Regions from separate parts of the Homo sapiens genome. Here region 1 is linked to region 2. Evidence: chromatin loops called from intact Hi-C (ENCODE). Cell type or tissue: Calu3. All regions are shown on one strand.

Evidence for each region. Peaks named below come from ENCODE experiments on the same cell type or tissue, not always from the same donor. Only the 100,000 strongest peaks of a DNase experiment are listed, where the experiment ranks them.
Region 1: it touches region 2 in a loop (2.5-fold over the local background); 2 of 110 quality-filtered maps call a loop at or near these places.

Annotation. Positions count from the first base shown.
Region 1 is chr1:152,490,918-152,498,917 of GRCh38, reverse strand. No RefSeq gene overlaps it. Among named protein-coding and RNA genes, the nearest start is that of LCE5A, 16 kb to the left of the region's middle. In Calu3, CTCF peaks have their summits at 1,443 (motif pointing left) and 3,652 (motif pointing left); DNase peaks (open chromatin) are centred at 1,437 and 3,647.
Region 2 is chr1:152,741,199-152,749,198 of GRCh38, reverse strand. It overlaps the pseudogene LCEP1. Among named protein-coding and RNA genes, the nearest start is that of KPRP, 13 kb to the left of the region's middle. In Calu3, no CTCF peak of the experiment used is centred here; a DNase peak (open chromatin) is centred at 3,588.

The sequences.
Region 1 (8,000 bases), 250 kb after region 2:
AGATACCATGGGCATTCAATTAAACAGTGAATATAAAAGTGCTCCTTAGGCTGTAAAGTGCTGTGTGAATATGTGCTATCCTCTCCTGGGTGTTTTTGCTTGTCTCACTCAAAGCTTGGGAAGTCAGAATATGAGAAAGATAAAAAGGAAAGCAAATGTCAATTTAGATAATTGCTTAAATAAATAATAGATATTATTCCACTTGTTAGCAGACCAGGACCAGGATGTTCCCCAATAATAGTGAAATGTCTATTATTTCACTAGCATGCCCAGGGTGGCACAGCTCAGGGTCAGACATGAAGGTTAACCATGTCCCTCTCCACTGCTCTGTAGTAAACAGGAAAACAATTCTCCTCCTTGGTGTTTCCACCTCCAGCCCTACTCCTCAACTTCTGGTTAGAAGCGAAGGCACAGACCAACTCCCAGCCAAGATGCTCAGAGAGGGCAGAGGTCCACCCAGGAGAATGGACAGCAAGGCAGGTAATTGTTGCCAGGCAGAGCTCAATCTGCCTCCTCTGATGGGACTGCATCCATACTAATGGCCTTACTAAGTCTGGTGGGAAGAAAACCCTAGTCAAGCTGTGAGCTGAATCCAGTTGAATCCAGCTCTGGTAGACAATGGCTGGACAGATATGGAAACTGAGGTTCAGAGAGGAGAATTGGATGGTTGCAGCAAAAAAACTATGAGTGCCAGTGCCCTGTTTCTGAGTCTTCTGGTATCAGCAACACTGTGAAGTGGCTTGGGGAGGCAGACCTTCCCCTGGTGGTATTCCCAGATCTGGGCATCTCACCTTTGGCCAGTGCCCTCAGGGTCTCTTCCTTTTCTCCTGTTCATTCAAAATCCAGTCTCTGTAAACCATCTGAAACTTACTCACAATTAAGCATGGCCCTTGCCTGGGGAATATATCTGTGTTTCAATAGATACCAACTCTCAAGATAAAGGAATGAATTTATAATCATCGGGTTTCAGGACTAAGCCCTAGAAGGAGTGTTGGGCAGTGGTATATGCAGTGGTCAGGGTCGATTTCTCCCCAGATCAGAGAACGGAGACCCAGAGCCAGAACAGAGATGCAGCTGGCCTTCAGCCACATGGCTAGAAAGTAGCAGGCCCAGAACCCATGTCTGCTGAATTTCAGCCCCTTAAGAAAACCACAGATGCTGCAACTCTCAGTGGAGCTAGAGAAGACCCTTCGCCAGCTGGAGAGGTCCCTCAAGGGACAGCAATCCTGTCCCATATGACAAGGGGGAAACTAGGGATGAGGGATGTAAACCTGCTCTCCCAGGACTCTTGGAGTTGAGAGGAATTTTGGTCTTCATTCAGGGCTGTCCAGTGAAGTCACCCCAGGTCACTTTCTGAACAGCCTAAGTACAAACACAAATCCTAAATCTCCCAGAGCCCAGACTCAGGCTCGCTGAGTTGTCACTCTTGTTGAGACACCCCCTGGTGGTGTGGTAGGAAAATCCTTTTGATTCTCTGGCCTGTGGTCTCAGGGAAGTTATTTAACCTCTCTCAGCCTCAGTTTCTATATCTGTAATGATGGAAAAAATACTGCCTAATATTTGGGGATTGGTCTGAGAATAAATTAGACTGCAAATCTAAACTTACTAGCACGGAGCCTGACACAGGGAAGTCATTCAATGTGTGTTTCTTTCCCCCTCCTTAACCTCTTCCTTTTATAATAGTGACGCAGCATACTTCATAGAGTTAGCTTAAATAATGTCAGAGATGTGAAGTAGACAAGACCTATTGAAGACGGAATCTGTTTTTCTTTTTTTTTTTGAGATGGAGTCTCACTCTGTTGCCAGGCTGGAGTGCAGTGGCGTGATCTTGGCTCACTGCAACCTCTGACTCCCTGGTTCAAGCAATTCTCCTTCCTCAGCCTCCCGAAGAGCTGGGATTACAGGCATGTACCATCAAACCCATTTTCATGTATTTTTCATAGAGACGGGGTTTCATCATGTTGGCAGGGAGGGTCTCGATCTCCTGACCTCGTGATCTGCCCGCCTTGGCCTCCCAAAGTGCTGGGTTTACAGGCATGAGCCACCGCGCCCGGCCGAAGTTGGAATCTTAAAAGAAAACTCAAGGAATCTCTATTAAAATAGGTCCCTGCTTCCTTGGGACTGAAACATCACAGAACCTCACCCTGTCAGTCCTTGCAATAACTATAGGAGTCAAGATGTTTGGGGGCCTTGGATTTGAACCTTAAGTTTTTGACTGTGAAATGAGAAGAGAGGTCAATAACTCAGCAAATATTTATTAAGCTTCAAATGTCTCCCAAACACCAAGAACAAGGCTGAGTGAGGAAAGAAAGACTAAAGGAATGGACATGAAAATGGGCAAGACACACTCCCTGCCACATAGGAACATACAAGCTGGACATGGAAGTCAGGACACACACAAGGGAGCTACACAGCCAGAGGTGAAGAGCACAGACTCGGGAGCCAGTGTGTGGGTTTGAGCCCTAACTCAGTTTTTGTACTTTCTTTTTTTTTTTCTTTGAGATGGAGTCTCGCTCTGTGGCCCAGGCTGGAGTGCAGTGGCGCGACCTCGGCTCACTGCAAGCTCCACCTCCCGGGTTCACGTCATTCTCCTGCCCCAGCCTCCCAAGTACCTGGGACTACAGGTGCCTGCCACCACGCCCGGCTAATTTTTTGTATTTTTAGTGGAGACGGGGTTTCACCACTCTCCAAGACTAGCCAAGATGGTCTCGATCTCCTGACCTCGTGATCCGCCCGCCTCAGCCTCCCAAAATGCTGGGATTACAGCCGTGAGCCACGGCGCCCTGCCTATTTTTTACTTTCTTTTGAGACAATGTCTCACTCTGTCACCCAGGCTGGAGTGCAGTGGTGCAGTCATGACTCACTGCAGCCTCGACTTTCTGGGCTCAGGTGAACCTCCAGCCTCAGCCTCCCTAGTAGCTGGGACTATAGGTGCACACAAACACACCTGGATAAATTTTTTTGTATTTTTTGTAGAGGTGGGGTTTCACCATGTTGCCCAGGCTGGTCTCCAACTCCTGGGCTCAAGCGATCTGCCTGCCTTGGCCTCCCAAAGTGCTGGGATTACAGACGTGAGCCACTGCGCCTTGCCCCCAACTCAACTTTGGGCAAGATACTTACCTTATCTGGAAAGAACTTGGTTTCTATAAAATAAGGACAATAAGAAGGTCAATTAACTGGGTTGTTGGGGTGTGTGTGTGTGTGTGTGTGTGTGTGTGTGTGTGTGATAAAATAGAATAAATATTTTATAGGGACAAACCTGGCTTAGGCTGTATGTGTGTGTGTTAATTTATATAAGATATAATAAAAATAAAGTATGAAATTAAAATATTATTTACAATATAGAAATTTATTAAAGCACTTTAAATAGTACCTGACACATAATAATCACATATAAGTTTTGCTATGTTAACCAGATACACCACATAAAAAGCAGACCAGAGTTCCATGCTTCATAGAGGAAAACACAGTTGACTCTGATTACTTGGGATTGACAGCATCCCATCAGGTCTTGAAAGAAAAAGGGATTTGCTGTGACCTCTGCAGCAGCTTCCTGCTCTTCGCCTATCCTCATTACTGTAGCCCAGCAAAATCTCCAGGATTTACTGCCATTTCTAAACTCCTGCCTCTGATTCTGTCGCCCCCTACCGTCCCATGTGTGTAAGGCAAATTGGATGCTCCACCTCTCCCTCAGTGCACAGAAGTGCTAAAACCCTAATCCAAGGGTTTACAGCCTTACTCAAGAGACTTGGACAAGTGTGTGACACGGCTGTGAAATAAGAAATAATAGGAGCAGAGTTGGAGAAAATGTTGGACATGGAAACCCTTGGAAGACAGATGTGTTAGTTTGCTAAGGCTGCCAAAACCAAGTGTCACAAAGTGGTTTAAACAACAGAAATTCATTTTCTCTCAATTCTGGATCCCAGAAGTCTTACATCGAGAGTTGATGGGCTTTGTTTCTTCTCTCCTTAGCTTACAGACATCCATCTTCTGCTTGTGTCCTCACTTGGTCTTCCCTCTGTGCATGTCTGTGTTCTAATTTTCTCTTCATATATGGACACCAGCCATATTGGATTAGGGCCCACACCTGATGACTTCATTTTAACTTAACTCCCTCTTTAAATACCCTGTCTCCAAATATGGTCACTTTCTGAGGTCCTGGGCTTGGGACTTTAACATATGAATTTTGGGAGGACACAATTCAGCCTATAATAACAGATAAGAGGAGTAGCCTCCCTCAGGAACCAAACGTAAGCCCTGTACCATCACAGATACCCATGAAGAGGGGGACAAAGATGGAGATGGGTGGAAATAAACTAAGACCCCCCCCCCACCCATGCCCACCTCATTAAGGATTCAGCTGACTTTGGAGGGTGGATAGAGATTACACCAAGGCCTCAGGGGGGAAGTGAGGACTAGGCAGCTTTCAGAGGATGGGCTTTGAAGCTTCTGCATCCTGAGGTCCAGGAAATTAACCCTGTCACACTCCCTCTCCACAGTACCCCAACATTCTGCAACAAGGAGTTCCCTGGTATGCCTCCAGCATACTATAAAAGAGCAGAACTGGCCGGGTGGGGTGGCTAAGGCCTGTAATTCCAGCACTTTGAGAGGCCAAAGTGGGTGGATCATTTGAGGTCAGGATTTCGAGACCGGCCTGGCCAACATAGTGAAACCCTGCCTCTACTAAAAACACAAAAATTAGCTGAGCGTGGTGCTGCATGCCTGTAATCCAAGCTACTAGGGAGGCTGAGGCAGGAGAATCGCTTGAACCTGGGAGGTGGAGGCTGCAGTGAGCCAAGATCGCACCACTGAACTCTGTTGCCTGGGCAACAGAGCAAGACTCTGTCTCAAAAAAAAAAAAAAAAGAAAAAAAAAAAAGCAGAACCAGTCCTATGATCATCACTGACACATCTAATCAGCCTATATATATAGACTGGCCTAGACATTCTAGAAGCATTCTTTGAAATAGATTGTTTCTTGGAGTAAGGAATTTATATCTTTGGGATAATAGCTGTGGCATTTTCCCCTTTTCTCCCCTTGTGAGTAAGGAGAGTTTGTTTTTCCCACTTTTCAAGCCAAGCAAAGAGTCCATAAGAAAATCACTCTGAGATATTGGGGGTCTCTGCAGGAAAGTGAGATGATGTATTGTATCTCATTCGGATGCTTGATGTGCTGTGGAAAGAGAGATGTTCAGCTGTGCTGGGTTGACTGCCAGCATACAGAACAGTGAGGGGATGCTGGAAAGAGCTTGCCATGTGCCCTGGATTTGGGGAGGCGTCCCTGATTGGGTATAGGTCCTGTCACCCAGGTAGTGAGCATTGTACCCAACAGGTAGTTTTTCAACTCATGCCATCATCCTAAGCGAATTAACACAGGAACAGAAAACCAAATAACACATGTTCTTATTTATGTGTGCTGAACATTTAGAACACAGGGACCTAAAGATGGGGACAATAAACAGTGGGCACTACTTGCGGGGAGGGACAGAGAGAGATATTACTGATTATAAAGTCTGCAGCACCCATCCAAACTATCCACTGAGACCCCAATATATGGGAAAAAGGAATATATCCAAAACAAACCCCATGTGAACAAGACAGAGAAGGAGAAACAACGCAGGAAAGTAGATCAGACCACCCACTGCTTGCCAATGCAGATTCCCAGGACCTGGTTTAGGTCTGAGCTGACAGAGCAGAGAAATCTTTTAAATTGTGCTGGACTGAAGTCTTTAAGCCCTGAAAGTGACCAGAAAGCTATAAAATCTGCCAGAGACTTCATTAAGGCACAGTAAAGAGATTTAATATAGGGTTTTAAGTATCTGAGTTGATAAATAAATAAATAATTTTCCATCTGTAAAATATAAAGTGCAAACCTTCAATATGTTTTCTCCAAGAGCCATTTTTGTCATTATTGTCAGAAGTTATTTCTAATCACATGTATGATTGCTACCCTCATTAAATAGTGAACCTCTCCACCCAGAGAATGCACCTAGTGGTTACTTTCCTTAAAAGTCATCCATACTATTTCTGTACACATAAAAGGATGCCTTATTTGTATGTGGTATTTGTATCTTGTTAGCATATCACTTAGCAAATTACCTTTTCATATATTTATTATTACATTATATTTCTTACTTGAAAACTGTTTAGCAGTAAGTTTTCTAATGTTCTACATTTTATATTTATCCCTTTGTTAGAAGCTTTCTGTATTCACTTTTTAATTCATTGTTCATAGACTAATGGAAAACTTATTTCTTTGATAACTCTAGTGATATTCTGAAGTTCATTAGTAATCTATGAATGTCTATACAGTTTTATTCATCACTAAAAACCATTTATTGTGTAAATCACATGAAATTTCTATAAATTGGAACTTGTTCAGAAAACAGTTTAGGTGAAAATGTAACTATTACATACACTAAATAAAATAGGTTGCAATTTCATAAAATTTTATGCAATTAATTAGATAAATATGTGTACTTTGTTATTTTATTGTTCAACCCCAAGATCATCATCTACCTTAGATGAAATCTATTGAACTCTGGAAACAGCTAAATTTAAGAGTGAGAAAACAGTTCTCAAAATTAAAAGCTGCTACAGGAGACATCAGCGAAAATGATGAAGTAAGGACCTTTAACAATCTGCCCTCTCTCCATCCCTCTCCCACAGTAGTACCCACTGTCTATTATTCCCATCTTTATGTTCCTGTGTTCTCAATGTTCAGCACCCACTTATAAATGAGAACATGTGTTATTTGATTTTCTGTTCCTGCATTAATTCGCTTAGGATGCTGACATGGGTTGAAAAACTACTTGTTGGGTACAATGCTCACTACCTGGATGACAGGATCCACACCCAAACCTCAGCATCATACAATATACCCATGTAACAAACCAGCACATGGACCCCCTGCATCTAAAATTAAAATTAAATTTTAAATTATTTTTTAGTGGAGAAGAAAACAAATCTGCCCTCCATAAAAGTAGTGAAAAAACAGACAAAAATGGTCAGATTCAACTTTTTCAAAATTCTAGAAGAATTTATTCAAGAAACATTGTTGAATCTTGGTAAGAACAGTTAATTTGGTAGCACTGGAGCCATCTCTCTCTCTCCAGCTTCCTGGTAGCCTTGAAAAATAACAGCTAACATTTGCAGTGAAGACAATTAATTACCTGGCAGCCAGTAGAGGGAGCAGAACAGGAATGGAGCTGATAAGTAACTTCAGAAACAGACAAACAGAGAGCCAAATCATGGGTGAACTCCCATTCACAATTGCTTCAAAGAGAATAAAATACCTAGGAATACAACTTACAAGGGATGTGAAGGACCTCTTCAAGGAGAACTACAAACCACTGCTCAAGGAAATAAAAGAGGACACAAACAAATGGAAGAACATTCCATGCTCATGGGTAGGAAGAATCAATATCGTGAAAATGGCCATACTGCCCAAGGTAATTTACAGATTCAATGCCATCCCCATCAAGCTACCAATGACTTTCTTCACAGAATTGGAAAAAACTACTTTAAAGTTCATATGGAACCAAAAAAGAGCCCGCATCGCCAAGTCAATCCTAAGCCAAAAGAACAAAGCTGGAGGCATCACACTACCTGACTTCAAACTCTACTACAAGGCTACAGTAACCAAAACAGCATGGTACTGGTACCAAAACAGAGATATAGATCAATGGAACAGAACAGAGCCCTCAGAAATAATGCCGCATATCTACAACTATCTGATCTTTGACAAACCTGAGAAAAACAAGCAATGGGGAAAGGATTCCCTATTTAATAAATGGTGCTGGGAAAACTGGCTAGCCATATGTAGAAAGCTGAAACTGGATCCCTTCCTTACACCTTATACAAAAAGCAATTCAAGATGGATTAAAGATTTAAACGTTAGACCTAAAACCATAAAAACCCTAGAAGAAAACCTAGGCATTACCATTCAGGACATAGGCGTGGGCAAGGACTTCATGTCCAAAACACCAAAAGCAATGGCAA
Region 2 (8,000 bases):
GCTGAGGCAGGAGAATCTCTTGAACCCGGGAGGCGGAGGTTTCAGTGGGCTGAGATTGTACCATTGCACTCCAGCCTGGGCAATGAGAGTGAAACTCCATTTCAAAAAAAAAAAAAAGACATTTCAGTTATTAAATAGAATGTAATGATACAGATTAACTTTTTGTGTTTGAATTATTTGTTTGCCGTGAGTTTCAAAGAAAAACTTACTTTCCGTTTAGAATTTAACACTTTATTAAATATATTTTTGCCTAAAGTTAATTTATTATTATAAAATTTATTAATTGATGATAAACATATTTAATTACAATAAAGAATACATTAGAAGTTATCTGGCCTCCAGCAAAATCACTTGAATTATCTGGGAATCAGTTGGTCTAAATAAATTCTAAAATTACTTCTGGTCCTAATATTAGGTTCAAATTAGAGAGACAAAAATTGAGTTAGAAAGAGAGAGAGAAAGAGAGAAAGAAAGAGAGAGGGAAAGAGAGAGAGAAAGAGAGAGAGAGAGAGAGAGAGAACTATAGATTGAGGAAGAACAATGAAAGAAATAGACATAAAGCAGTGAAAACAGACTATCATCATTAGACATGCATATAGAAAGATAAGAAGAGAAATTTGTGCAATAAGACTATATAGAGTTGCCTGTAAGAATATACAAATGAAATTAAGATAAAAATATATGATTCCTCACATCATACGCAGAAAGTTACTCAAAATAGATTATATACCTAAATGTAAAAGCTAAAACTATAAAACTCTTAGAAGAAAACACAGGAGTAAATCTTCATGACATTGGGTTAAGCAATAGTTTTTTAACTACAATACCAAAAACACAAGTGACAAATAAAAAAATAGAAAAATTGAATTTAATAAAATTAAAAACTTTCAAGTTGCAAATGATACCATTAAAAAATGAAAAGATGACCCACATAATAAGAGAAAATATTTGCAATTCATATATCTATAAAGTGCCTTTTATCTAGAATATGTAAAAACTCTTGAGATTCAATAATAAGAACATAATACAATTTAAAAATGGGCAATGGATGTGAATAGACAGTTCTCCAAAAAAGATATACAAACAGCCAACAAGCACACGAAAAGTTGCTCAACATCATCAGTCATTAAGGAAATACAAATTAAAACCACAATGACATACCACTTCATACCCACTAGCATTATTATAGTCAGAAAAAATAGACAAGAACAAGAGTTGGGGAGGATGTGGAGAAATTGGAACCATTAATACACTGCTGTGGGGATGGACATGGTACAGTCACTGTGGAAAACAATTTGACAATTCCTCACATAGTTAAACATAGAGTACTATATGATTCATTAATCCCACTCCTAGCAAAAATGAAAATTCCATGCAAGCAAAATGAAAACGTATATCCACTTAAAAACTTGCACATGAATGTTTCAAAGCAGCATTATGCACAATAGCCAAAATGTGAAAACAACATATGCATCCGTCAACTGATGAATGGATAAACACAACATGGTTAACCTATATGAGGGAATATTAATTAGCCATAAAGAAGAATAAAAATCTGATACACGCTCCAACGTGGTTGAACCTTGAAAATGTTATGCTCAGTGAAAGAAGTCAGTCACAAAATACCACATACTGTATGATCCCATTTATATAAAATATCCAGAATAGGCAAATTTGTAGAGATGGAAAATAGGACTTGGGGGAGTGGGGTGTGACTACTTTGGCTACAGGATTTCTTGGGGTGAGGAAAACATTCTAAAATTAGATTGTAGTGATGATAACACAGCTCTGAGAATACACTAAAAACATTGAGTTGTATACTTTAAATAAATGGATATGTGAATTATCTCAATAAAGATTATATATGTGTGTATACATATGTGCATATACATATATGTTGTATGCATAAGTACATATATATCTACACACACACATATATACACGTCTGTGAGACTATATCTATAAATCTTGGTGAAACCTAAATTACATTTATGAACCGTAGAATCACAAACTCCTTGAGATCCAACCTCTCTGCCATACTAATTCCCTCTAAAAGATAGGATAAGCCTCTGTTTGAACCTCAGTTAGGTATCTTTCCCAAGTGTGCTGGGGATACTAATCACCTACATTGATTGACATGTTCACAAGAGGTCAACCCATAATCCAGGAAAACTGTGTATTTCCTTTGGTGATTACTACATTTTAAAGGTCTTCCCTATTAATAGTCGTTATCTCACACACTCTACCTGGAATAGAAAAGATCTTAGTTTATGAAGTGGAGCTTATTCAGTCTAGTTCACTCAACATATATTTACAGATCACCTACCAGATTCCTCACATTGGATTAAGAATAGTCACCATCATTTAGTCAACAAGCACTCCCTGAGCATGTATTCACTGCCTCTTCCCCAGGGATCTTACAGTCTAATAAGGAAAGCACAAAGATACACAGACAAGGCACTGCCTTCCAAAGACTTTAACATCCACTCTGGAGAAACAGCCACGCATGTCAAGCAGTGAGTGAGAGGATGGGCTGTGAATCTCCAATTATGAAGTTGGGTAGCCAACAGCACAAAAAGGCCAATGTGTGGGGCAGGATTTCCAGATTTAGCAAATAAAAATACAAGATTCAGATAAATTTGAATTTGAGGTAGACTACAAAATTTTTTAGTATATATGTGTCCAAGGGACACGAAGAGTTAAGAAAGATATTTCAATACTAACAATGATGAAAGGATGATGGTGATAATGGTGAGGATACTGATTCAATCATTCATTCATTCATGCAAGTATTCACTCAACAAATATTTATTAAGCATTTACTAAGTAAGAAGCACCATGCTATGCCCTGTGGAGACAGTGGTAAGATATGCAAACTATTAAATACAATTCCAGTGCTGAATGAGCTTTTGGTCAGCAGGACAAACCCAAGGGTCACAGAGACAAATAGCCAATGATAACCTTGATTAATATTTGACAGGAGAGGTCCACAGAGCAGCAAAAGCTCCCTAGGGGTGGGTGAACAGGACAGGGGAGAGCTAACTGGGCCAGGGAGGGCTTTCCTGAATAAGCGGCTATGGGGCTGAGATCTGAAGGATAAGTAGAAGCAAAGGAGTGGGAAAAGCATGCTAGAAAGGGAACTCCATGTGCAAGAGGAGTGTGTGGGGGGCAGGAGGGATCATGGCACCTTCACAGAACTGAAAGCAGCCAGTGTGGTAACAGCGGGCAGAAGGGGCCAGTTGGTGCCTGGTTTTAAGAACCAGGTCTATGTCCTTAGACCGATAGCAACTGTTTTAGGTAGAGGCGTGATGGGACCAGTCTCCAGGTGCCCTGTGAGGAATGGTGTTGGGAAGTTGAGCGGAAGCAGAGAGACAGGGATGGAGACTATTTGTTTCAACACAGGAAATGAATCGTTGACCCTATACTAGCACTAGGCACCATCAGACATAATACTCTCTCGTTTGAATCTCAAGAAGTGAAAACCGCAGTTAGGAGGCTGAGTGGCCCAAAGAAACAGCAAAGTCTCCAAGTCAGACACATCTGCGCTTACCCTGTTGCTTCCCTCCAGCCAACTGTGTGTCACACCAAGTCACGTGCTCTCTCTCGGCCTTTTTAGTTTCATCATACATACAATGTAAACAATAGCTGCCTCATAGGTGGTTGTAAAGGCTAAAGAAAAGATATGTGAAGAGTCAAGCCATGAATAAGCCCTCAATAAAGGTAATTATCATTATTGCCATTATATTATTATTATTGCTTAATTGTAGCCATTTTTGTTACATCATGATGCCACCTAGTGGGAAAATAATCATTTCCGAAACAGCTTACAATGAGCCAGAATTATTTGGAGTATGAAATCACATAGGCTGATCATGTGACATGAGGTGTGATTGAAAGGGAAACAGAATGGAGCTTCAGGCTAAGGTTCCAGCTCTCATATGTACCCTCCAGGTGGGCACTCCGCATCTCTGTCTTCATCTCTCAGTTCTGTTGGTTTTGTTTTTCTTGTTTATTTATCAAAGAATGCTATAAAAATAAAACGGAATAAATACTACAATTTTCTCTAAATTAATATGTCAACATAAGCATAGGAGTGTCTTCCCCTAGACACATGTGGCATTTCTAGTCCCTAACCCTGGGACTGGCAGAAGGGAAGCAGGTACTATTTCCAGATTACATGATGAGGTCACTCTGAGGTTGTCTGGACAAAGCAGTGTGTTTTCCGGGATGTCTGGAGACTGAATTGGGCCACCTTTCCTGGAAAACACTAATCAGCTTGGAGGAGTGGGTTACTGGGGAGGCAGTGTGTGTGTATGTGTGTGAGGATCAAGAACAAGGAGCAGGTGGTACTAGAGGAAGAAATTTTATGTGATTTAGGATCTGATGTTCCACAGAGGGGTTTTGCAGGGGCATGGGGTTAGGAGCTTGGGGAGTTTGTACAGAACACAGGGTTGAGTCCTCTGAGAAGAGTTTGTCTTAACATCTCTAGCACCACAAGAGAAGAAAGAATGAGAGGGGAGGAAAGCTCAGAAAGGGAGGTCCATGTTTAGTTGGGTCCTCCCATCACTGCTCCTCTGCAGAAAGGGCCCAGGTCAGCAGCAGCCCCTACAGCTGTGGCAGCAGCCAGAGCCCTTAGTGGGCTCACACTCACAGCAGTCAGGGTTCTAGGTCTGGTATCAGTGGAAGAGACGGCCTGTGGTGGCTCAGTCAGCAGCCACCAATCAGAGCTGCAGCAGCCCCCAGAGCTGGGGCCACAACAATCCCCGGAGCTGACACTGCGGCAGAACAAGACTGGAGGGACACATGGGGCTGGGCACTGGTGTGCCTCACTTAGAAGTGAGGCATTTGGAGGGCACTTGAAAAGGGGCTGGCACTGCTGCTGGTTTTAATGGCAAGACATGTCGGGAAAGGTTCAGTCAACCTGAAAGAAAAAAAAAGAAATCAGTGCACAATATCAAGAACTATTATTTTTTTCTCCTGGATTTCATAGAAACCTACCCCCCAGCAAAAAGCTGGTTCATGAACCAACTTCTACAAAGGAATTTGGAAACTGACTTGGAGGAATGTAAGCCTAATAAATACCCTCCCTGTCTTCAGTCCACTTTGCCTCAACTGGAGTATTCTGGCCTTCTCCCTCCATGCCCTTCAAAGTCAGCCCTACATAAGCCTTCTTTTCCCCAAGGGAAACAAGGTAGTTTAGTCATTTTCTGACTCCTAAACTCAGGGATTTCTGGTGGGAGGATGACATATCCAAGAACATTCATTTTACAGTAAATAAATTGGAAGGAAGTACTACTAAAAACCACAATGGCTGTAGGTTTCACCATCCTTCCCCTCCTCCCTGGCCCCCAGTGATGCCTTCGTCTTTGCCTGCCTTCTTCTGTCTCTCTTTTCACACAGTCCTATTACCCCTGGAGCCGTCTTTGCCAAGCACTCACATGGCTCAGTGGAGGATGCAGGAGCTGTCAGTAATAATTGACAAGGCTAAGGACTGAGAAGCCCTGCACTGGAGCCCTTCTATCCTGGGCCTGGTGTCTCCCTGGGAGTGAGGCACAGACTGTGTATGCAGAACAGTCACTTTCACAACCTGGGAGCAGGATGACTCTTGCCACACTCCCAGCCCTGAGGCTCCAGGATCTCCCTGGACAGAGGCCAAGAGGAATCCCAGGAACTAGAGATGGCCCAGGTATCTGCTCCACAGGCCTGCTGCAAGCCAGCCATTCCACCTTCATGCATTCACTCATTCATTAATTCTGTAAATATGTATTATTTGTCTTGGGCTTTGGTTTTGTAAGATGCTCTTGTCATAAATATGAGCCAAGTTGCCTTGAGGACATAAATGTAAACAATGCACTGTGAAACATTCTATTATGTGCTGTAAGAGGGCAACATGACCCAGAGATGGGCTCCTAAAAACTTTTACACCAGGACAATGTCATGTCCATTTGTATGTCTTTCTGCTCTTCCACATGGATAGCATGTTGAAGGCAGAATCTATACTAGACTTTATTCATCTTCATGTCTCTAGGAATAACCATAAACACAGAGGGTAGCCTTGAAGAATAAATGAGTTAAAGATTGACTGACTGAATAAAAGAACAAATGATTGGCTGCTTTATAGACACATGGGCAGAGGATGTGTCTTAGGATAACATTCTTTGGGCTTCAGAAGTGCTCTGAAGAACAGCACACACTAGGTTAAATGAGACATGACCCTTGGATGTGATTATCTGTCAATGCCTCCATTAACTGTTAATATTCCATTAACAGTCCTACAGGGATACCATTCAGATGGGACATGAGGATGTACAAGCAGGTCAAGAAAGGGAGTGAAGCTCAGGTCACTGATTAGGGAAGAAAATCCAAGGGGCAGTGAAGCAGGGACTAGGAGACAGCCTAAGGCATTATAGGGTCATGGTGGGTCAGTGCTATGAGAAGCTGTGGGGGTGTAGAGGGGGAAGTAACAAATGCTGCCATTTGGTCACAGGAGAGTCCATTGGACTTTGCTTTAAGGGAGAGTACAAGGGTAGAGAATACTGTGATATGTGAAAATCCATATTCTTGCCTTATTGATACATCTGAAACTAGAGACAAAATGACTTAATTTGGCAGATAGTTAATTTGTTCCACCTTGGCAGAGGCACTCTACTAAGTATTCAATATACAAGGATAATTATTCCTTTCCTGAAGGATTCACAGGCCAGTGTGGAAGACAGAGGAATACACAGGTAATTTCTGATAGATAAGCCCTGAGAGCCACTGGAGTGTGGAGGGTGCATAATTCTGCCTGGAGCATGACATAGGGACCTGGCTGATGCCAGGAGCAAGGAGGAGGGCACCACAGTCATTAGGAACAAAGAGGTCCCAGGACCCCAGGCTTTCATAGTTGGACAGCATGAACACTGCATAGAATGGTCAGCATTAGCCAAAGAGAAGGCAAATATTAAGGAACAGTGGTGCATTGTTATTAAAGATAGAGAAAATTCTATGAAGCAGATGATCCCCATTGTCAAATGTTCCAGTGAGCCCACTCCATTTGGCTGTTTGGACATTAATTGTGACCTCAGAGAGTCTGATTTCAGAGAAGTAGAGCAAAAGTCATGATTTAATCTTTCTGTCAATGAATGGGCTTGAGTGATACAAAATCAAGAGTTAGAAGACAACTTTATAAGGACTTAGAAAGGACAAACATGAGAAAACCACCCCTGAGAATTAACAAAAATCTATTGGGACATAAAGCAGTATTCAATTGAGTGTCAAAAATGTGGAACTTACTGAAAGAATTTCAGATGTTTACAAAGGAAGTGAATAATAGGTCTGGACCAGTTAAGGGAGGTTTGCTCAAAGGATCAAGGTCACTGATGGGAGTGGCTGTGATCACAGTGATGATGTTCTTGTTAGTGATGAAGGTAAGTTTAACCATGATGGTGATGGCAAAAGAGCTTCACTGCATGAAATAAATGTATTCCTGAGGGCTTTGTGTTACAATGATGGCTGTGGTATTATACAAAATATGTATTTGGACTTTGTCCCTAGTTCCTGACGCACAGCTCCTAAAACCCTTGGCAGTGAAACCCTTTTTGTTTCTCATAACAAGCCTCTTTAGGCCACACCTAAGTTTATGCTAATGAGACGACTTGTGATGGACCCCCTAGATAGCTTCAAGATTGAGGGTTGGTCACCAGAAAGGCCAAACACATGATTAGAGAGTAGGAACTTTCAGCCTCACCAATAGCTGGTGATTTACTCAATCATGCCTACATATGGGACCTCCATGAACACCCCTGAAGGATAGGTTCCATAAGCTTCTGGCTACCAACCTAGAACATACTAATTTTCTGAAAGGCTGGTGTGACCAGAGAGGACTTAGAAGCTCTGTGCCTCATATCCACACATACATTGCCTTATACATCCCTTCCATTTGACTGCTACTGAGGTTCATTTGTTTTATAATAAACCGGTAATCATAGATAAAGCACTTTTCTGAGTTCTGTGAGTCA